2 separate regions of the Homo sapiens genome follow, and region 1 is linked to region 2. A link is an interaction called in ENCODE POLR2A ChIA-PET data of the cell type or tissue named here. Cell type or tissue: K562. All regions are shown on one strand. Each heading gives the region's core, and the rest is flanking DNA. Links, peaks and the distances in the headings are about the cores only.

Region 1 (11,698 bases), core at 4,540-9,539, 160 kb before region 2:
CTCCCCGCTCCTTACCCTTTACTCTACCTGTTTTTATCCTGGAAGTATTGAGAGTGGGTAAGTGGACAGAAAATTCCTGTTGAAGAGAAACATATCTGGATACATGAAGAGAGAAGCCCCACGTCCCTACCCCAGCCTATCCCGTACTTAGCCCCAGCTGGTGGAGAGAAGTCTTACCTATGGAAGATCATTGAAAACATAGTAATGCGTTAGACTGAACATTTAAACTTGTTGAATGGATTCAGCAGATCCTTAACTAATCCTGGTGGGGTTTTTTTATTCTTTTTTGAGACAGATTCTTGCTCTGTCGCCCAGGCTTGAGTGCAGTGGTGTGATCTCGGCTTACTGCAACCTCCGCCTCCTGGGTTCAAGTGATTCTCCTGCCTCAGCCTCCCGGGTAGCTGGGATTACAGGCATGTGCCACCACGCCTGGCTAATTTTTGTATTTTTAGTAGAGATGGGGTTTCACCATGTTGGTCAGGCTGGTCTCAAACTCCTGACCTCGTGATCCACCCACCTTGGCCTCCCAAAGTGCTGGGATTACAGGCGTGAGCCACCACGCCTAGCCTTTTTTTTTTTTTTTTTTTTTTTGAGACTGAGTCTGGCTCTGTCGCCCAGGCTAGAGTGCAGTGGTGCGATCTCGGCTCACTGCAACCTCCCACTCCCAGGTTCAAGCAATTCTCCTGCCTCAGCCTCCTGAGTAGCTGAGATTACAGGCGTGCGCCACCAAGCCCGGCTAATTTTTTTGTATTTCTAGTAGAGATGGGATTTCACCATATCGGCCAGGCTGGTCTCAAACTCCGACCTTGTAATCCACCCGCCTTGGCCTCCCAAAGTGCTAGGATTACAGGCATGAGCCACCGTGCCTGACCCTACTGGTGTATTATTAAAAAATAATAAAATAAAATTGTTGAATGGAAACTGTGTTTTCCATTTTTAGTGATTGCAAGACTTTTTATTACCTAAGAATGATCAGAGAAATTCTAAGGCTTTTGCCTTATATTTTTCTAGGGGCAGGGGAGAGACGCTCCCACTTAGCAAGTCTAAGCAGACATATCAGGAGTCCTGCTTTCAACATACTCGTTGCAAAGGATTGGACTGTAGCTGGGAAGACAAGGTTCCACCACAGGAAGTCTGTGACCTCATAGTGGCTGAGAAATCCCTGGGGCCTGGAGCCCCTTCACCAGAAGAGATGGAATCATGGCTGGCTGGACAGCTTCTTCCAAGGAGTTGGTGCCCGGAGTCTAGGTGGGAAGTCAGCAACTGACCATGCAAGGCCTGCAGGAGCTCCAGACCCATCTCCACACCAAGAGTGACCACCGTGCTGCAGATTTTGTTGTATCTGTCCATTCTCCTCCTCGGCTTCTTACTGCTCCTCTGTTACTGCGTCTTTCAGTAGCCCATTTGGGTGATGAGCACTCTCTGGGGGTGCTATGGGGGCATCTTTGGAGCTTGGCAGCAGTGTGCTGTGATAGAAAACAGGTAGATGGGCTGGGCGAGGTGGCTCACACCTGTAATCCCAGCACTGGGGGAGGCCAAGGCAGGCAGATCACTTGAGGTCAGGAGTTTGTGACCAGCCTGACAAACATGGTGAAATCCCATCTCTACTAAAATAGAAAAATTAGCCGAGCGTAGTGGTGGGTGCCTGTAATCCCAGCTACTCGGGAAGCTGAGGCATGAGAATCGCTTGAACCCAGGAGGCAGAGGTTATGGCAAGCCGAGATTGTGTCACTTCACTCCAGCCTGGGCAATAGAGCGAGACTTTGTCTCAAAAAATAAAATAAAATGAATAATAAAAGTAAATTAAATTAAAAATGAAAATAATAAAAGTAAATTAAATTTAAAAATAAAACAAAATATAAAATAAAATAAAAATGATGGAGCATCAGAGACGCTTGGGTCCCAATCTCCTCTGCCACAATCTAGCTCTGTGCCCTATTCTTTTTTTTTTTTTTTTTTTTTTTTTGAGACAGAATCTCGCTCTGTTGCCCAGGCTGGAGTGTAGTGGTGCAATCTTGGCTCACTGCAAGCTCTGCCTCCCGGGTTCACGCCATTCTCCTGCCTCAGCCTCCCGAGTAGCTGGGACTACAGGCGCCCACGACCACGCCCGGCTAATGTTTTTGTATTTTTAGTAGAGACAGGGTTTCACCATGTTAGCCAGGATGGTCTTGATCTCGTGACCTCGTGACCCGCCCATCTCGGCCTCCCAAAGTGCTGGGATTACAGGCTTGAGCCACCGCGTCCAGCCACTCTGTGCCCTATTCTTAACCTCAATTTACTCACCCCAAAAACAAAGCTGTGAGAGAAAGGAATTTCTACTATTGTTGTTGTTATTGTTCTTATAACTACAATCCTGATCTTTTCCAAAGCCAAGATATTTCCCTCTCTTTTACCAGAAGTGTGTTCCCTTTAATTCCCCAGCAAGGAAATTTTACAGGGTTTGGAGAACAGGGTGGCCGTTGCTGGGCTCTGTGCTCACTGGGCTGCTCTTTCCCATGCTGGCCGTTGGCATCTGCCTCCCGCGCTGTCTCATGCTGTGCTCTCTTTCTGTGTCTGCATTTGAAAGTGATCATCAGCTAGCCTGTGTCTTCGTCATCGATAGTACAGGCCGGTGAACTGCGCAAAGCATTTTCTGCATTTGGAGGGTCCATCTCTATCCTTGGAAATGCTAGTGCTTTTCTCACATTCGACTTCTCTTCTGTGAACACTCTCAAGCCTCTGGGGCATTGTGGGCTGTCATTTTGTTTGGCCTTTCTCAGCTTGACTTCTTGGCAAAAATTAGGCTGTGTATATCTGGGACTATTTGTTGCCCAGGACAAGATTAACTACTCAAGGGATGGCTGAGGCTCACAGAGCATGAGCCCTGCACAGAAGAGGTAACATTTCACCAGCCAGGTGAACTGTACGGAAATTAACAATTGAGTGTATGAATACATACAACATTGAGTATAGATCGTGATTATGATAGGATTTAAAGAAAGATGGCTTCTTGGAGATGGTGTGCTTTGGTGGTTTTCTGTTTGTTTGTTTTTGTTTTTTGAGACATGGTCTTGCTCTGTTGCCCAGGCTGGAATGCAGTGGCACGATCAGAGCTCACTGCAGCCTCAACCTGCTGGGCTCAAGCGATCCTCCTGCCTCAGCCTCCCAAGTAGCTGGGACTACAAGCACATGTCATCACACCTGGCTAATTAAGAAAATTTTTTTTGTAGAGATGAGGTCTCACTATGTTGTCCAGGCTGGTCTCCAACTCCTGGGCTCAAACGATCCTCCCACCTCAACCTCCCAAAGTGCTAAGATTGAAAGTGTGAGTCATCGTGCTTGGACCTTGGTGGGTTTTTCTTTTTTTGGAGACAAGGTCTTGCTATGCTTCTCTGGCCTCAGGGGACCCTTCTGCCTTAGACTCCCTGGTAGCTGGGACTACAGGTACACACCAATGCATCTGGCTCTTGGTGGATTTTTGAAGTACTCAAATAGGAGTCCTTTAAAGTTGCAATGGGAAGGCTCTTAAGGGTCAGGGGGAGAAAGAGGAAGACTCTGAAGCTGAAGAGGAGGAAGGGATGGGAAGTGGACACCTGTGCTGGTATGTGGATAAGTTAGGAACCGGAGGGGGCAGTATCCCCCCATCTCATTGCATGGCCTGTAATAGATGATCTTTAAATGTTGATGCAAAAGAAGAAAGGGAAATGCTCATTGTGGCAACAGGAGAGGGCTCACTTAATTCTGAAATGTAAGAAAAATTACTTGTGTCCCAGTCTGCTCTTGGCTCTGAGGGCTTAAAAAAAATGAAAAAAGGCTGGGCGTGGTGGCTCATGCCTGTAATCCCAGCACTTTGGGAGGCTGAGGCAGGTGGATCACTTGAGGTCAGGAGTTTGAGACTAGACTGGCCAAGATGGTGAAACCCCGTCTCTACTAAAAATACAAAAATTAGCCAGGCATGGTGGTGGGCGCCTCTCATCCCAGCTACTTGGGAGGCTGAGGCAGGAGAATTGCTTGAACCCAGGAGGTGGAGGTTGCAGTGAGCGCACTACTGAACTTTAGCCTGGTCAACAGAGCAAGACTCCATCTCAAAAAAAAAAAGAAAGAAAGAAAAAGAAAAAAAAGAAAAAAGCAGGACAACTTAACTGATTCGAATAAAATAAAATTAGGGCCAGGCATGATGGCTCACACCTACAATCTCAGCACTTTGGGAGGCTGAGGCAGGTGGATCATTTGAGGTTAGGAGTTCAAGACCAGTCTGGCCAACAGGGTGAAACCCTGTCTCTACTAAAAATACAAAAATTATCTGGGTGTGATGGCGTGTGCCTGTAATCCCAGCTAATCGGGAGGCTGAGGCAGGAGAATTGCTTGAACTCGGGAGACGGAGGTTGCAGTGAGCTGAGATCACACCACTGCACTCCAGCCTGGGTGACAGAGCGAGACTTTGACTCAAAAAACAAAACAAAACAAATAAATTAATGAAATAACAAAAGCAGAAAACGAGCATAGGGCCAGGCCTGGTGGCTCATGCCTGTAATCCCAGCATGAAAGTACATCAATAGGAAATGTATGTCAGTGTTGTGGAACAACATCTCAAAAACCCTTGGAGGATGTTATGGACTGAATATGAGACCAAGGCAAGAGGATCGTTTGAGACCAGGAGTTGAAGACCAGCCTGGACAACATAGTATGACCCCATCTCTACAAATTTTTTTTTTTTAATTAGCGGGGCCTGGTGGCATGCGCCTGTAGTCCCAGCTACTCAGGAGGCTGAGACAGGAGGATCGCTTGAGCCTAGGAGGTCAAGGCTGCAGTGAGCCATAATTGCACCACTGCACTGCAAGCTGGATAACAGAGCAAGACCCTGTTTCAAAAAAAAAAAAAAATTGGCAGGCTTCAGTTGGAAAGTCTTGGCCTCAGTGCCCTTGAAGGGCAGGAGTAGTGCTTCTGCCTTGTGAATGCCTTCTGACCCCACCAATGGGGAGAGGTGGACACGAGAGCTGGGCAGATGGAAATCAGTTGTATCTTTATCAATGGTGACAGCTGGATGTGACCACCTGCAGGCTCCCTGACACCTGCTCCTCCTTCCTTTACCTCTGTTGCAGCCCACCCTCCAACCCCTACCACATACACTGCCATGCTGGATAGTGCCTGCCGGGTGAGCTTACTCAGGAAGGAGTGGGGACTCAGCCAAGGATCCCATGAACAAGCAAAGCACAGACACCCTGAGGGGTGTGCAGCCTCAACAAGTCCTAACCCACACTCAAGACAAATTAGATGAGGGACCTCAGAGATGGGTGACTCCTCCCAGAGCTCCAGAAAGGGTGGAAGTGCCTATCCTTGGCCCAGAAGGTAATTTTGAGAATTGAGAGCTTGAGTGTGAAAGGTTGTAAAAATCAGGCCGGGCACAGTGGCTCACACCTGTAATCCCAGCACGTGGGAGGCCGATGTCAGGCAGATCACCTGAGGTTGGGAGTTTGAGACCAGCCTGGCCAATATGGTGCAATCTACTAAAAATACAAAAATTAGTCAGGCTGTGGTGATGTGCGCCTGTAATCCCAGCTACTCAGGAGGCTGAGGCAGGAGAATCCCTTGAACCCGGGAGGCAGAGGTTGCAGTGAGCTGAGATCACGCCACTGCACTCCAGCCTGGGTGACAGAGCAAGACTCTGTCTCAAAAAAAAAAAAAAAAAGTTTGTGGAATTCAGAATAGCATTTCTCAGAAAGCCCCGCTACTGCTTGCAAACCTTTTTTTCTAATGACCGTGCACAGGTTTCACTGTCACAGGTTTAATTAAAGTCTTCTGCTTGATCTCAAGTAGCGTGGAGAAAAAATTCCTCAAAAGTGTTGCCATTCAGAGATATTTTCAAGGGACTTTATTAGAAGGACCATCATTTAAGGATGAGATGGTATGACAGAGGGTGACTCTGCTACACCAGGGAAGAACATGCTAGGGAAAACACCTTCTTTCTTTTAAGTCAAGTGTTTTCTGTGTCATCAGATTGCCCAATCATCCCTGGCATCTCTGCTTCTCAACCATAGGCTATGATGTGTATGGTGCTCCCATGAGTTGTGCAGTACACGACCTGCACAACCATATGTGGCAGTCCTGCCTACCCTCAATGGAAGCAGGATGGAGATGTTCCCCTGGGTAAACGTGGCATATGTCCCTCACTATAAGCAAAAAATCAGAGCAAGTGTGAAGTCAGAAGTCCACCCAGAGAGAGAGGCAGAGTTGCAGGACAGGGATGGAATTCCAGTTCTGGTGTTTGTTGTCTTGGAGGCCCAGCTTGACCTCTGCCCTTCCCTTCGCTTGATTATATAAGTTTTCCAATAATGTATTTTATTTTTAAAGCGTAAGTTAGGTTTCTATCACCAACACATTCTATCTAAAAGCCCAAGTCTTTTCCTTAACTTGTCCTAAATGGCCAGTTATTAAGAAATTCCATTGAGGGTTTGGCTGTTGCATACAGCCTTGTGGGCATTTTGCTTATCCACGTTGACTTTCTCATCTGGGACACTGGCCTACGTAGTACGTGATTCCAGCAAACAGGGCAGTATGTTGAGCTCTTGAAATAAGTATGTTGTGACAGCCTTTGTTACAGCATTAAAAGAACAGTCTACTCTCAATGGCTGACCCTTTATTTGTATGCTGACGTCAAAAACAAAACAAGACTGCAGACACACTCTTGCCAATGCTAGAAAGGATGCATGTTTGAAGTGGATTTTTTTCTATTTTTTTGCTTGGAGAGGAGGGTGTGTGGACACCAAGCTGGCCATGGTCCAAGCTGACCTATTTGCCAGCCGACCCCTGTCTGGGCTGCCATAACAAAGTGCCATCATGAACTGGGTGGCTTATAAACAACAGAAATTTATTTCTCACAGTTCTGGAGGCTAAAAGTCCAAGATCAAAGGCACCAGTAGATTTGGTAAACTAGGAAGCGGTGAGGGCCCACTTCCTGGTTTATAGACTGATGGCTGTCTTCTCACTGTGTCCTCAAATGGAAGCTGATGTTTCACAAATATTTTCTGGGTAAATGGATGGGTGAGTGAACTCATGAAGGGATGCTCCATTAGATGAACGCTTGGATAAAGGGCGTTAGTGGAGGGACAGAATTGCAGCTCCGTCCTCCCAGGGGGCGCTGCAGGCACGTCTGCTTGGGCAGGGGCCCGGCGGAAGCGCCGCTCTAGGCTGCAGCCGCGCCCCCAGCCGTATTTCCGCGGGCGCTGAGCACTAGAGAGAGCGTCTTGTGGCTGCGGCCTGCCCCTCAGCCTCCTCCGCGCGGTTACCCCTGTACCCGCCGCCATCCGTCCTGGCGCTCCGGATGAGTCAATGAGGGGCAGGGCCCGAGGAGTGGTCTTCCCAAGAACCCCTGGTGGCCTCCCAAGGCCGGTGCTGTGTACCTCCTCCCCGACAAAAGGGGAAACTGAGGCCCCGAGGGGAGTGGGAAGAGCCGGCTGGACGTCAGGCCCAGCCGCTGGTGCAGTGGTCCGTCCCCTCTGCCGGGGTGGGCCCCTCGGGTTTCGCGTGTCCTCGGGAAAGAGACTGGCGGGTGAGCCGCGCCCTCGGCCTTCGCTGGGCTAAGCCGACCCCATGCAGACGTCAAACCCCCCTAGGTCGGCACAGCCTCTCTGCGGGGAGGCTTAGTGCCCCCTTGAGAAACGGCTTGGCAACGCTGTGCCCGGGGCCTTGCACGCGGGCTGAGGGGGCTAGAGACCTCGCGACTTTTACTCCCCCGACCCCGATCTCCGACTCCTGACTTTGGAAGCCCCCAAAGCTGCTTTTCGGTTGCCTACAAAGTGTCGGTCATTGTGCCACGTCCTTGGAACCGTGAACTCATTTTCTCCTCAATAACCTTTAAAAAGTAGCTGTAAAACCTCCATTTTACAGACCAGTTGGCTGAGGTTTAAATGGAGGACGCTCCCAGGGCCCCAGAGGGGCGAATTCCAGACTCCTTTGCCAGGACCTTGTACTAAGCCCCTTCCCTACGCTTTTCCCTGCCTAGGCCTCGTGGGCTGTGCGGCTATCCTGGAGACAGATGACAGCTCTCCCTTGGATGGCTTTGCTGGTTCCGCACCAGCCAGCGCCCCCATTTTTCCTGCAGCACCCTGATCTGCACTCCCTGAGGGGCTCCCACTGTCCGCGGTGTGAGGATGTCCCTGGGTAAGTGGTGCTGGTCATGAGCACTTTGGGGGACCCTTCAAATTCCCTTCTGGGGGACCCCAGCGGAGGGCATGGTCATGAATTCCGAGAACTGTATGGCAAAGCCGGGTGCAGAGGAGAGCCTGGCTAAGTTCTTTCATTCTCCTGAGCTTGACTTTCTGTAATGTAGGGAAACTGCGAAAGCTCTGTAAGTGGGGAGATCTTGCACGTTTTTCTTGCTTTTGAACCCATGATGTCTGGCTACTTGTAGATACTCAATATTTGTGGGATGAATGAACAATTTAAGCCTTTTTTTTTTTTAACCAGAAATTGGTCTTCTGTGACTTTCTTGATGGGGGCAGATGAGATCTTTGTACTGCATTAAGTGGATAGCGCTCAGGTCCTTTGGGCTTGGCGCTTTGGCAATCTCCAGGCAGCTCACTTTGGCCTCTGTTCCTGGATCCCCTTTGCTCTTTTCTGCGCCTGCATTCGTAAGTGATCACGGGCTGCCCGTGTCCTGGTCATTGGTAGTGCAGGCAGAGGAAATGCGGGAAAGGTTGCTGTGTTTGGAGGGTCCACATCTTCACCCTCCTGTCCCAGGAGCTTTCCTACACTCCTCCTTCTCAAAGCTGCACACACCTGGGGCCTCCAGGGGATTGGGGGCTGCCGTGTGTGTTATATCATGATTAGAGCTTTCACTTCCTGCTCCCTGCTGTTGGGAACCAGGCTGTGTGTGTTGCTTAAATTCCCCTTGATGACCAGCAGAGTCACTGCCACTCAGCCATGGCACACTGCTGTAAACCTGGTTTTGATCTCCTTTCAATCTTTTGCTGATTAACTACACATTGATCAGTGTTGGCCACCCTCACCCTGCCATAGACCATCCGCTGTCTTCCTCTGTAGAGTTAACTATTTTCTCTTTTATGAGGAAATAGTGTGTTTGCTTAGGAGTGTTTACTGTCTGGTAACTACTGTGCTAAGCCCTTTCCTGTTGCCTGCCATCCCTGCTGCGAGCAGGGACAAGCTGGGTGCTCACTCATGGCATCTTATCTGTTGCAGATAGTCCACTGTGTGCAGAGGCATGGGAGTTGTCATGTTGGGAACATGCTAGACCTCAGTATCCTTGAGGTAAGATCTCTGGTTCATTCTCTGGAATGTTGGTTCCTTGTATCTAGTACAGTTCTGTACATGTTCCCAGGGGCTTTGGGGTTGGTGTAGGGGAGCTGAGAGGTGAGATGAGAATGGCACTGTGGGTCCCCAGATCCGCTGTCCACCCAGCCAACCCAGATCACCTCTGGCCTTTCCTGTGCCTTCCGGGCTTGCTGCTGGGGGGAAACCTCCAGAGTCCCACTTTGGTAATAAGAGGTCTCTGCCCTTTCTCCCTGGGCAGCAGGATGTTGTAATGGAAAATGAGTGGACCTAGGCTTCAGAGACTCTGGTCCCCTGGCTTTGAATCCCCTTCTGCCACTATCCCAGTCAAGGACTGATTCAGAACCTAATTTTCTTCATTTGGAAAATAATGTTCTGATAGAGGTGACTTTTGTGGTACTTGAGACCATATGATTCCTATCATTACCAACCAATATTTTCCGATTGTTTTTGCCCCATGTGACTTCTCTGTGATTCCTCCTGGCAAGGAAGTTTTACAGGAAAGCAGGGCCACTTTTGGGATCCTGTGCTGGGCTGGATCATTTTCCTGGACTGGACCTAGTCCACAAGCTGCTGGCATCTGTTTCTCCTCATGGATCTCTCTCTGCCCTTGTATACACCTGCATTCAAAAATGATCACGGGCTGCCTGTGCTCTGGTCATCAATAACGCAGGGAGAGGAATTGCTGAAAGCCGTTTCCCGTGTTTGGAGGGTTCACACCTGTCCCTTTCAAATGCTGGCGCTTTCACACACTCCTTCTCTCCTGCCAGCACCTTCTGGTCTCAGGAGCATTGCAGGATGTTGTGTGAGTGAGTGATGGGAGACACTTTAGTATGGCTTTTTTCAGCTTAGCCTCCTGTTATCAGAGAGCAGTCTCTTTCAGTGTCAAGGTTTGAGTACTAGATGGTGGAGAAAGCCTGTGTGAATTATTTTTAATGAATAAGTGTGATGATGGGTGGCATACAGTCACTGCCTTAAGATTTTCAAAGAGAAGCAGCCTTTTGGAGGTGGTGGGCCTGGGCAGGTCTTTCAAGGAGTGGGATGTGATGGGCAGTAGAAAGGTATTCCAGGGAGGGGTAGCAACATGAGAAGGTCTTTCAAGGATTGGGATGTGATGGGCAGTAGAAAGGTATTCCAGGGAGGGGTAGCAGCATGAGAAGGTCTTTGAGTCTGGGATGAGCAAGAGTGTCTAGTCCCACCAGGGAGACAGATGTGTAGGCAAGTAATGACAGCATGGAGGGATGGCTGCTGGGGTGATCCTTGGCTCCCAGCACGGCGAGGTGGACATCTATGGGAGGGGCCCTGAGAGGTCTCTTGAGCTGTCTTTCTGCCAGTTGCACATCTGCTCAGTTGCCTGTTAAGACTCTTAAGACAGTTTTGCTGGACTCTTAAGTTTTTATTTTGATATTCTTTGGGAGCATTGAGATTCCTTTTTGAGATGAGTTTGGTATGAAAGAAACTGGCAACTCATACCTGATTGATTAACTGGGGGCATTCCCATTGACATCAGCTTGAAGAAAGACGACAGAACACTGGAGACCAAGTACTTACAGCCTTCTGCTCTGTGGCCCCTCCTCACTCCAGGGATGCTGCCTTGGGTCTGGAAACTGTTAGAGGAAACCCCAAGAGGTGCAGGCACTGAGCCTCTCAGGACAATGACCTGGGGTCCCAGCTCCCCTGGAGGGGCCTCCTCATGGTAAGTGAATGCCAAGAGGTTAAGTTGGCCTGTGTTTCCGAGGTGGAAATTCCAGGTCGCTGGCTTCATTTGTCTTCTCTTTTAGATTGTTTGGGGGTTGATCACAGACCAAGAGTGACGAGTGATGTCACCCTGTGACTCATGGCTGGACCTTCTTGCCCCTATTGTCTCAGCACAACATTATTCGACTTTTCCCTCAGCGTGGGTGGGCAGAGGAAAAGCCCTGTGGCTCTGGGGACTTGGGATCCAGAGTTGAAGACCCTTCAGCTGGCTCTGCCCTGCCAGTGCCACAGAGTGCCATGGCCCAGGAAGACAGGTTTTCTTCCATCTAGGCCAGGCCATCCAGTGGCCATCCTCCGTGTCCTCCCGCCTCCTCCTGGTGTGACTTCTGAAAACCAAGAATTTGTTCCTGTTGACTTTTTCTGTGCTATGGACCATTGTCCTCTCACCCACTCAATAAATCTTGAAACATGCCCTGCTGCTTGTTCTTTCATTTTTGTGTGTTTGGTTTTTTTTTAATCAGTATCTCCGTGTGCCAGCAAGACTGGGTGTAGAGAGTGGGTCACAAGGGCAGGTCTTCTGGTTCTCACTCATTAAGACTTTCCCCTTGACACATACCCAAGGCTTGACCTAGGGAATGTGAGATGGGACGTGGGATTTGGACCGGGGTTGAACAATAATCCCAAGTGCATCTAGGGGTGGGGGGGTTCAGGCTTAGGAGAGAAGGGGAACTCT
Region 2 (11,698 bases), core at 4,111-9,110:
TCATTCTTGAAAACTTACTACTGTTAAAGTTTTGACATATACCTTGGGAGAACTTTTTGACATATGTAAACCTAAACTTGTATAGTTTTACACAAATAGGCTCTTGTGTTACATGTGCTTGTAAGGTTTTCCCCTGCAACCCCTCAATTAATGTTATGGACATATTTACATGTCAGTAACATAAAGATCCAATTCATTCACTTTAGTGGCCTGCCAGGATCCAACTTTATGGATATCTTTGGTTAATTTGAATCAGTTCCTGGCTAATGGACATTTAGGTTGGTTCCAATTTTTAACGATTCTAAGCAATACAGCAATGAACATCTCTGGGGACTTGCATGGGTAAAATTCACATCCTAGACTTGTAGTTGCAAGTTTAAAAGGAATGTTAGAATCTGAATAGACCCTGCCCTCCAAAAGTGTTCTAGCTTGGAACACACCTGCAGCAGGAGACCCCCATTGCCCCATTCATTTGCCACCCAAGGACCTGAAGACTAGACGTGGTCTGTACTCAGAAAGCAGATTCAGGGAGCAGGTGATCCTGATCGTAGGACAACTGAGTCCTAGAATTCCCTTAAGGGAACAACTTCTAGGCTCAGGAAAGGGAGGGGGAGCTTAGTGAGACCATTTCATTCATACAGCATGTTCGCTGAGCTCCTATGTGCGTGGGGCTCTGCCCCATCACAGGCAAAAATTACTCAGGATAGGATTTTAATAAGAATCAATTTTAAGAAGCCAAAGACAAGTTTGTTTATCTGTCTATCTATCTATCTATCTATCTATCTATCTATCTATCTATCTATCTATCTATCTATTCTATATCTAATCTATCCATCTATCTATCTATTCTGTATCTAATCTATCTATCCATCTATCTATTCATCTATCTATGTTTCCTATTGCTGCTATAACAAATCACATAAGCTTATCTATCATCTCTCTCTCTGTCTCTCTCTCTCATTTATATTAGTTTTCTATTGCTGCTATAACAAATCACATAAACTTAGTAGCTTAAAACGACACAAATGTGTTATCTGACAGTTCTGAATGCTGGAAATCCCCAAATCGAGGAGTCTGTAGGGGTGCATTCTGTCTGGGGGCTCTAGCAATCTGTTTCCTTGCCTTTTCCAGCTTCTGCAGCTGCCCACATTCCTTGGCTGATGGTCCTCTTCCGTCTTCAAAGGCAGCTCTGTAACATCTTCACACATCTCTCTGACTCTGACCTCCACAGTCATCCCCATGTCTCCTTCTCTGACTCTCCTGCCTCCCTCTTTCATTGATAAGGATCCTTGTGATGACATTGGGCCCACTGGCTAATCCAGGATCGTCCCCCCAACTCAAGATCCTTAGCTTAATCACATATGCAGAGTCCCTTTGCCTGATAACATATATTCACAAATACTGAGGATTAGGATGTGGACATCTTGGGGAGCTGTTATTCAGCTGATCACACCATCTATCCAACCATGCGTCGTCCGTCCATCCATCTATCTACCTATCTACCTACCTATTATGGCTGTTCCCCTGACTCCACCACCACCCTCCCTTAATCTCCTGGTTCCTTGTGATCTTTGAGGCAATTAATATTGAATTCACTATAAGAGCTCGTGACCCATTGAATGTGCTTAATAGCTACTGGTTGAATGAACAGATGAAAAATACTTAAGAGAGTTTAAAATTTGAACCATTCTGTTTATTACTGAAAACAAAACAACAAAAGCAACATTTTTACTTCCAGAACAGTGGTGTTTTTTTTTTTTTTTTGAGATGGAGTCTCACTCCGTTGCCCAGGCTGGAGTACAATGGCACGATCTCGGCTCACTGCAACCTCCGCCTCCCGGGTTCAAGTGATTCTCCTGCCTTAGCCTCTTGAGTAGCTAGGATTACAGGCGTGCGCCACCACGCCTGGCTAATTTTTGTATTTTCAGTAGAGATGGGGTTTCATCATGTTGGTCAGGCTGGTCTCGAACTCCTGAGCTCATGATCCACCCGCCTTAGCCTCCCAAAGTGCTGGGATTACAAGCGTGAGCCAATGCGCCTGGCCCAGAACAGTGGTTTTTAAACCAGGGTTCTGCAAACATTTTATTTGAATTTAATTTTTATTATATCTTTCAAGTATTAAACATCTAGTAAAAATACTACCTCCACTCAGGTATCCCAAATGTTTTTTGTCAACTAAAATTATCTTGATTGTATGATCAGTAAATGCTTTAAATTAAACTTATAAAATCAGCTTATAATAATATCACCGTTACCTCTTTTGTTTATTGAGAAGACATTCCACTGCCAAAGAAAAAAAAAAAAGCGAAAACTACTTCCCTGGAACAAGGTTGGTCTGTTTGCTCCAGGCTAATGTTCTTGTGTATTGGCTCACAAGGTCACTAGGTCAGCTCCCCCAATCCTTTGAGTCTGTTCATCTCACTGGTCCCTTGCTTGTGAGTCATTTAGTTATTCAACAAATTCCAGCAGGACGGCAACCTTCAGGATGTAAGCCCGGATCTGTTCTGTTTACCCACAGCTCTCCAGCACTGGCACAGGGCTGGCTTGTTGTAGGTGTTCATGAAATATTTCCCTGATGAATGAAATGCTCACTGCCTCTACATGAAGTCCTGTGATGGATATGAGGGTGTGGGCATGAATAAGATGCTCTCTCAGCCCTTAAGATGTCCACAGGCTGGTCCAGGAGGAAGACATAACACTGGTCACTACCACATAATACACTAAATGCTGACCTGAAAGGCCTGAGCAGGGATGAATAGAGTCAATGTTGTCATCAAACAGAACATCCCATAATGTGAGGGGGACACCGAATTCACTGTCTATGTGGACTTCATCTTAAAACCATGCAATATTGGCCTTGGGAGGTGCCTCAAAGACCCAGTTGGAGTGAGGTGACTCTGTTGGGATTCCCCTTATCCTTGCTCCCTGTAGAAATATATTTTCTGTTAATTCATGATTGGTATAAAAATGCAAAAAAAGTAGCAAGTGAAATCCACCTGCCCCTCCCACCTCCAACCCACAAGAACAGCAATTGTGAGAAGTTAAGTGTACATCCTATAGGATTTTGTGCTTCATAAATATTTACATACATGTATACGTAAAATGTATCTATGATCCAATCCATGCACATAATTGTACTTACATACGTGAATTGGTTTGTATTATGTATACTATTTTATAAATGACATTTCCATCTTTATAATATCTTTTCCTGGAAAGACATAGAAATCAACATTATTCTTTTTTTTTCTTTTGGAGACAGAGTCTTGCTCTATTGACCAGGCTGAGGCTGGAGTGCAGTGGTGGAATCACTGCAGCCTCAACCTCCCAGGCTCAAGTGATCCTGGGACCACAGGCATGCACCACCACGCCTAGCTATTTTTTTCATTTTTGTAGAGACAGGGTCTCCCTATGTTGCTCAGGCTTGTCTCAAACTCCTGGACTCAAGCAATCCTCCTGCCTCAGCCTCCCAAGTAGGTGGGACTACAGGCATGTGCCACCACACCTGCCCTTACGTTATCCTCTTTAAAGACTGTGTGATGTTTCATTTTATGACTGGACAGTACTTTTGTTAACTAGCCTCCTGTTGATGGAATTTTAGGTTGCTTCTTTTTCTCTTTTGGTTGCTATTATAAACTATACTGCAATGTTCTTGGACATATATCTTTGTGTACTTATGATACATTTTCAGAATAGGAATCATGGAGTCCAAAGGTGTATACATTTAAAATTCTGAAACATATTCTGGGTGGTTTTCCAGGAAGGTTGTACCCAATTAGACTCACCAAGTGGGTGTGAGCTTGTTTCCTAATATACATGACATTCTTGACCAGACATTATTGTTCATTTTTAGTCTTGGCTAATTGGATTGGGAGAAACCTGTCTCTTGTTTTAATTTGCCCTTTTTATTATTATTAGTGAGGCTGAGCATCTTTTCACATGCTCAGTGTCTGGCAGAGTTCAAAGGCAGATCAGAGAGGCAGAAAGACCCATTTTGAGTCTAGTGCACCAGCCAGATTTCCTTAATCAATAATGGGTTAAATGACTTGGCTGATTGCACACAGATAGCTTGTAGAATCAATCACCTTTACAAGGTTCACCTTCACTCATATTTTGCTCATGTGTAGCTCAAGTCTCTGCCACTGGGGTCAATGTCAACTGATCTCTCCAGACACACCCCCTTGTATGTGAACGCAACCACTGAATAAATCACCTACACATGGTTTAAATATGTCAGGGGTAGAAGGACAGCCTGAATCTGAAAGCCCAGCTTCACCACTTATCAGCTGTGGACCTCTGGGGAAGTTACTTAACCTTTCTGAGCCTTGGTTCCTTTTCTGTAAAATGGTTGTGAACAGCGGTACCTGCTTCATAGACTTGTTGTGAGGATAAAATGACATTAATGCATGTGAGGGCTTAGTACAGTGCCCACCATTTAGAAATGGGACAATTTGTGTCAGATATCAGTGGTCAAAGGGCAAGTTCTTGGAGCTGACTCCAAATAGCACAGGCTTGTTTTCATGGGACAAGTACATTCGGGACTCCTGACTCCTTGGCATAGCAGAAAAATTTGCATTTGAGTCCTAAATCCTCCACTCATCATTGGGAAAGTTCCTTCATTTCTCTGGGCCTGATCCTTCATTTGTGGAATCAGTGCCATTCAGATAGTGGCTGCCGTTCACACTCACACATCCTCCTGGTTCGAAACCCGGAACGGCCACCTCAGATCCGCAGCTCAGGGGACCAGGCTGCCGCTGGGGGCTTCTGACCAGCTTTGCAGGAAAAAGTCCTTGCAAACCACTTTCCTCCAGGGCTCTCCAGCAGGAGGGGCCTCCTCAGATCCTGCTTACAAACCAGCGAAGGGCAGGTCCCTTCGGATGGAGCTTCCTATTTTCCCTCTTTTCTCACAATGAAGCAGAGGTGAAGGTGTTAATTACACCAAGCAGTTAGGCTGCCGCCCTTCACAACCCTGGGGTCCTCACCCTGCCTGCAATGTGGAGGCCGCTTCTCCACCTCCCCTCCTGTCAGGCGTCACCGACTCTTCCCAAATTGACCAGCAGATGCTCATCCAAGTGTGAGAAGGTCTTTTCTCGATACTTGCCAGTACTGAGTGTTGGCAATCTTTTCTGTGTTTGCCAATCTGATAGAGTTCATCCTTGTTTTATTTCGCATTGCCCTGATTACTTGCGAGGCTCCACATCTTTTCACATAGGGCATTTGCATTTTATCTCCTGTGACTTGTGGATTTCTATCTGCTGCCAACTTTCCCAGTAGATTTTTTGGGTATTTTTTTTCTTGTTGCTTTCCAGGAACTCTTTATATATATAGACTGAATAGTAACACTTTATCATTTGTTGCAGATATTTCCTCTCAGTTGAGGAAAAAGGTCCTATGACATTTTTTATAGTGTCTTTTGTCATACAAAAGTTTTAAGTCTTGATGTAATCAACTCAGCTTTCTTCTGTTATGGCTTCTGGATTTTAATTTGTTTGGAGAGTTGTTCTGCACTACCATTTATTTCTTACTGACTTTGTTCTCATTAAACCCTAATACAGACTTCTATCCACCCAGGGAAAACTTTGCACTTCCCAGCATAAAGACCTGCTCCCCTTCCTGGGAGATTTGCATATCTCATTTCCTCCCAGACATTCACTGACTTGTTTCTTTAAAACTGAGTTTCAACACCACCTCCTCCAGGAAGCCTCTTCTCAGCCCACTCCCCCTTTTGTTCTCTAGTTACTACTCTGTCCCCTCGGGCTGTTTGCCCCATCTTAAGAGGACTGTTGGCTGCTGGCTGCTCGTTGGTCGGAAGGCAGCCTTGTGTTTTCATGTTTTTGGAGTACTTACTATGGGCTGAATGTTTTACAGGCCTTACTTTATTTCATCCTCACTGCCTTCTGTATACTATCACACAATCACCCTGATTTTATAGGCCGCACATCAAGAGGACAGACCTAGGCCCAGACAGTGTGACTTCAGGGCCTTGGTCCTTAGCCACTATAGTGGCTAAGGTGACTTAGGGCCACAAATTTAGTGGCCCTAATTTGGGCCGTTGGGGCGGTGAAAAAGGGCCACAAATTTAGTGGCTGAAACAATACAAAGGTATTATCTTAGAGTTCTGGAGGTCAGAAGTCCAAAATGGGTCTTACTGGTCTAAAAATCAAGGTGTCGGTAGGACTGTGATCCTTTCTGGAGGCTCTCGGGGACAATCAATTTTCTAGCTTCAAGAAGCCACCTGCCTTCCTTAAGTTGCGGTCCACCTGCATCTGCAAAGGCAAGAGTGGCCGGCTGAGTCCTTCTCATGCTACCATCTCTCTGGTTTTCACTCTTCTGCCTCCCTCTTCCCCATTTAAGGACCTTAGTGGTTTCATTGGGCCCACTCAGGCAACCCAGAATAATCTCCCCAAAATCAGCTGATTAGCAACTGTAATTCCATCTGCAACCTTCATCCCACCTTTGCCATGTAACACACACATTTACAGATTCCAGGGAGTAGTGGGTAGTGGGGGGGTTATTCTGCCTACCCGCAGTCACCCTTCCATATTGCTTTTCCAAACTTCAGTCCCCTGCCTCCACCCTCAGGAGTCATCCTGCCTCCCTCCAACCTGGGGCTTAGATCAGTGCCTTGGAGTCACCTGGAAGGCTTGTGCAAACACAGATTGCTGCACCCCACCCCCAGAGTTTCTAATTCTGTAGTTCTGAGGCGAGGGCTGAAAATGTGCACTCCTAACAGGCTCCCAACTGATGCTGATACTGAAGGTCTGGGGCCCACACTTTGAGAACCACTGGGTTAAGTTTATTAATCCTTCAAATATTTATCAATATCTGCTCTGTTTTGGGAGCTGGGCTTATACAATAATAAAAAGAATGTCTCTGGTCTCAAAGAGATCCCAGACTAAAGGAGAAAACAAACAGGCAATGACCATGGAGGGCGGTAAGTGCCAGGACATCAATGAGCCCAACGCCTCTAGGAGGGCTGCAGAGAAGGCTTCCTGGAGGAGGTGATGCCTGAGCTGAGTCCCAAAGTAGGCACTGAGCAGGCCAAGGATGGGAAGGAGAAGGGTGTTCCTGGCAGTAGCTGCCAACTGGGCAAAACTCCAGGGCAAGAGGGAGCCTGGTGCCTCTGAGAGGTACACGTAGCTCACACTGGCTGGAGCAGAGAGTGGGGCAGAGGAGAGATGGGATTGCAGTTTGCTTTCAAGCCCTGAGCCCGGCTGCAACCCCAGGGCCAGGAGACCTGAAGGTAGGATGACAATCTGGCTCTTAAGCCCTTGAGTGCGTAATGGAAGAGTGAGCAATGAGGACCTCCCTGTGAAGATGTGCAGCAAAGACAGGGATAATGAGGCCATGCCTCACCCCTAGGCCAGCCTAAGAGGAGGTGTAACCATGGCAACCAGCCTGATGCTCTTCCTGCTGGTCTTTTTTGAAGGCTTTAAAGACCAGATGTTCTTAATCTGGGGCTCAAGGATGGACCTTCAAAGATCCGAGAACCACTAAAATTATTTGGTAAATGTTATGCATCTCTGTGTGTGTGTGTGGTTCTCCGGAGAGAGGATCCACAACTTACATAAGATTTTAAAAAGCTCCCCCCACTGTGCCACCCCCCTACCCCAAACCAGCTAGGAAGATGTTATAGACCAGGAGTTGTAAACTCTGGTGCCTACAAGGGTTAAGTGGGACCCTCAGGGAGTCACGTGGCAGAGTGTAACATCTCAGGGCATGGTGAGGATTGTGGAACCAAGGTGTGAATGGGAAAACCAAGCTCTGTAATATATTTTAAGGTTTATTCTGAGCCAATGTAAGAGACCCTGGCCTGGGGAACACAGTCTCAAGAGGTCTGAGAAGGTGTCTCCATGGCAGTCAGATTACAGTTTGGTTTTATGCATTTTAGGGGAGACAGGAGTTATAGGCAAAGACATAACTCAAAGCATAGAAGCTGTATAATGGTTTGGCTGGAAAAGGCGGCATATCTTGAAGCCGGGGCTTACAGATTATACGTGGATTCAGATTCTTTAATTTGCAATTGGTTAGAGGAGTGAAGCTTCGTCTAAAAATTTGGAGTCAGCAGAAAGGAATGTTTAAGAGAAGGAAGTCTGTTAACCAATATACCAGTTCAGAGTTGCTCGTAGGGGTGTGTGAGTTCACCTTTGTCTGGCACAGCCATAGGTCCTGTTTATAATTGGTTATCTTATTGTCACAAAAAGTCTGTTTTGTCAATCTTGTGATGTCTTTTCTTTTTTTTTTTCTTTTTTTTTTTTTTGACAGAGTCTTGCTCTGTCACCCAGGCTGGAGTGCAGTGGCAAAATCTCAGCTCACTGCAACCTCCACCTCCGGGGTTTAAGCGATTCTCCTGCCTCAGCCTTCCGAGTAGCTGGGATTACAGGCACCCACCACCACACCTGGATAATTTTTGTATTTTTAGTAGAGATGGGGTTTCACCATGTTGGCCAGGCTAGTCTCGAACTCCTGGTCTCAAGTGATTCACCTGCCTCAGCCTCCCAAAGTGGAGGCAAGGCGTGAGCCACCATGCCTGGCCATTGTGATGTCTATTTTAACATTAATGCTGGTCAGATGCTGTGCCTAAACTACAAAAGGGAGGAGCGTATAATGAGGTGTGTCCAACTTCCCAACCCATCATGGCTACGAATTCAGTTTTGCAGGTTTCCCTGCGATTCTCTTGGCCAAGAGAGTGGATCTGTTCAATTGGCTGGGGGGCTTAGGATTTTATTTTTGGTTTATGGAGGGCACTAAGCCTATTTAAAACTTTTTTTTTTTTTTTTTTTTTAGAAACAGGGTCTCACTCTTTTACCCAAGCTGGAGTGCAGTAACACAATCATAGCTCACTGCAACCTCAAACTCCTGGGCTCAAGCAATCCTCCTGCCCACGCCTCCTGAACGGCTGGGACTCCAGTTATGCACAACCACACTTGGCTAATTTTTTTTTTTCAGACGGAGTCTTGCTCTGTCGCCCAGGCTGGAGTGCAGTGGCACCATCTTGGCTCTCTGCAAGCTCCCGGGTTCACGCCATTCTCCTGCCTCAGCCTCCCAAGTAGCTGGGACTACAGGCGCCCGCCACCATGCCCAGCTAATTTTTTTGTGTGTTTTTAGTAGAGATAGGGTTTCACTGTGTTAGCCAGGATGATCTCGATCTCCTGACCCCGTGATCCTCCCACCTCGGCCTCCCAAAGTGCTGGGATTACAGGCACGAGCCACCGTGCCTGGCCACACCCGGCTAATTTTTGTAATTTTTTTTTTGTAGGGATAGGGTCTTGCTGTGTTGCCCAGGCTGATTTCCAACTCCTGGGCTCAGATGATCCTCCTGCCTCAGCCTCCCAAAACGCTGGGACTACAGGCATGAGCCACTGTGCCTGGTCTAAAACTTCTAATATGATCAAATTAACAACATTAATACTTAATGTTATTTTAATAAAAACAACATTTTATGTAACCCAATATGTCCAGAATATTTTCACATGTAATCAATATGAAACATTAATGAGATATTTTACATTTTCAAATATGAAGTCTTCAAAATCCAGTGTGTATTTTTCATTTCCAGCAATCTCTGATAGGATGCTAAATTTTCATCAGAAATCCTTAATATATATTTAGATTTCATAAAATATACAGCCAGAAAAGTAGATTTGTGTACCCAAGTTGTTCTAAACATATTTAGGCCTTTTCCAGTAACTGAAACAAGTATGTAGTTTTAAATTTAAATTGGTTAAAATTAAATAAAGTTGGCTGGGCACGGTGGCTCACACCTGTAATCCCAGCACTTTGGGAGGCTGAGGAGGGCAGATCACTTGAGGTTGGGAGCTTGAGACCAGCCTGGCCAACGTGGAGAAACCCTGTCTGTACTAAAAATACAAAAATTAGCTGGGCATGGTGGAAGGTGCCTGTAATTCCAGCCGGGAGGCTGAGGCAGAAGAATCGCTTAAACCCAAGAGGCAGAGGTTTCTGTGAGCTGAGATTGCACCACTGCACTCCAACCTGGGCGAAAGAGTGGGATTCTGTCTGAAAATGAAAGAAAAGAAAAGAAAAGAGATAAGAAAAGAAAAGGAAAGGAAAGAAAAGAAAAGAAAGAAGGAAGGAAGGAAGGAGTTAAAAATTCAGCTCCTCATTCATACTAAATACCATATTTCAAGGGCTCAGGTGGCTAGTGGCTACAATATTGGCCAGTACAAATCAAGATGACAATCTAAGTGACTCAGGAAGGGACACACAAATGTCTATAATCTTGTTCGAAGGAAGGATCAGGGAAAGCCTACACAACTTAAGGACTTTCGAAGCTTCTCTGGCAAGCACCACAGGGCTGCGCTGCTGGCTGGAGGCCTGTTTTAAGAGGCAGCCACCACTTGGCTTCAGCCAATTGTCACTTAGAGACACAGACCCAGGATTATCATCTCTACTGATTATTTTTTCCCAAGGGAAATTGGAAATTAGAGGACTTAAAAATGTGAGACCTCCTCATTTTCAAATGATGGCAAGCTATTTAAAAGGTGTGAAAATCCATTGTGTGTGTTGGGGACGTGGTGGGGGGATGCAGTTTGCTATCTCAGATGGAGATTGGTAGATCCTGATCTTCTGTTGGGAATATTTGTCGTCTCAGAGGTCATGGGCAGTACCTTAATCTCCCCCATCCATCTAAAAAATGCAGGCTGCCCCTCCCAGAGTGCTATGTGAGAATTCTGATGCAATCCATCAGTTCCCACCCAACTCTTGAAACCTATGCAATTCTCTGAACCCCAGCAACATAATGATACTCCTGGCTTTCCAACCCTGGTTGCACAATGGAATCAACAATAGGTGCCCAGGTCCCATTCCCAGCAGTTTGGGTGTCATTGGTCTGGCTGGGGCATTGCTTGGGCATAATGGCCTGGCAAAGCTTACTGGGAGATTCCAGCCCATGGGCAGGGTGGAGAAGCACCCTGCCCTGGAGAAGGTCTCTGGGCCAGGTCTCCACACCTAGGATGCAGCTTCTTGGGCCCAGCGTGGGTCCTCTGTTCTGATTTGTGCCCAACTTGAACAGCTAAAGGGGGCACCCATAGCTGTGCCTTCCCTGTCTCTCAGCCCAGGCTCCTGTGTGATTCAGGAAGCTAAATTATATTAATTACATTTCAGAATGTTTTATTCTTGTTGTCTATAACACAAAATAGCCATGCTTGTGACTTTCATAACCCACAGATCGGCTCTAGCAGAAATGCTGTGTGAAAGAGATATGGCGAGCATCGTTTAATAATTCAAAGAATGGTCACACTGTCCAGAATGAGCCAGTCTTCTTTGTCTTAATGGGAAAGTTGTAGCCATAGAGGGATTTTAGGAGCTCAGTTAAGATGATACTCAAAAATGTAAAGGTAAGATTTACCTTTTATAACATCTCATTCCCACCCATCCCAACCCTGTTGCCACAGGGGTTGCTTCGTAGATGTGAGTGTTGCTGTGTCCCGATGTTCAGGTTGTGCACTGCATGTGAGTGTTACACTCAGAGGGGCACCATTTACGTAGTCATCATGTACTAAGTTATGTGAGTGATATGGGTAGGCATGAAGAATCCAGACCTCCTGGCAAGTCCTGAGGCAACAGAGGAGAGACCCTCTTCATAGGCACACATGGCTATGTACACATTCATGAGTGACTGTGCACCCACGATTCCCTGGCGTACCCATACACACATGGCTGTGCCCTGAGATTGCCT

What was found. Peaks named below come from ENCODE experiments on the same cell type or tissue, not always from the same donor. Only the 100,000 strongest peaks of a DNase experiment are listed, where the experiment ranks them.
Region 1: POLR2A ChIA-PET joins it to region 2 with 5 read pairs; 2 of 35 experiments call an interaction of 5 or more read pairs at or near these places.

The regions. Positions count from the first base shown.
Region 1 is chr20:38,439,485-38,451,182 of GRCh38, forward strand. It overlaps SNHG11 (small nucleolar RNA host gene 11), which reads left to right and starts at 7,170. Exons shown (of 5, transcript NR_003239.1): 1 at 7,170-7,528; 2 at 7,982-8,139; 3 at 9,178-9,246; 4 at 10,852-10,963; 5 at 11,049-11,437. It overlaps SNORA71E (small nucleolar RNA, H/ACA box 71E), which reads left to right and starts at 8,599; the gene lies at 8,599-8,734. SNORA60 (small nucleolar RNA, H/ACA box 60) reads left to right here and starts at 9,885; the gene lies at 9,885-10,020. It overlaps LOC124904975 (small nucleolar RNA SNORA71), which reads left to right and starts at 2,552; the gene lies at 2,552-2,685. RefSeq lists enhancers at 7,006-7,055, 8,005-8,559. In K562, for the core only: CTCF peaks have their summits at 7,119 and 8,847; DNase peaks (open chromatin) are centred at 7,167, 7,519, 8,038 and 8,797; H3K4me3 peaks cover 1,813 bases.
Region 2 is chr20:38,602,650-38,614,347 of GRCh38, forward strand. All of the region lies in intron 1 of ARHGAP40 (Rho GTPase activating protein 40), which reads left to right. Among named protein-coding and RNA genes, the nearest start is that of ARHGAP40, 6.7 kb to the left of the region's middle. RefSeq lists an enhancer at 5,634-6,134. In K562, for the core only: no CTCF peak of the experiment used is centred there; no DNase peak of the experiment used is centred there; H3K27me3 peaks cover 3,125 bases.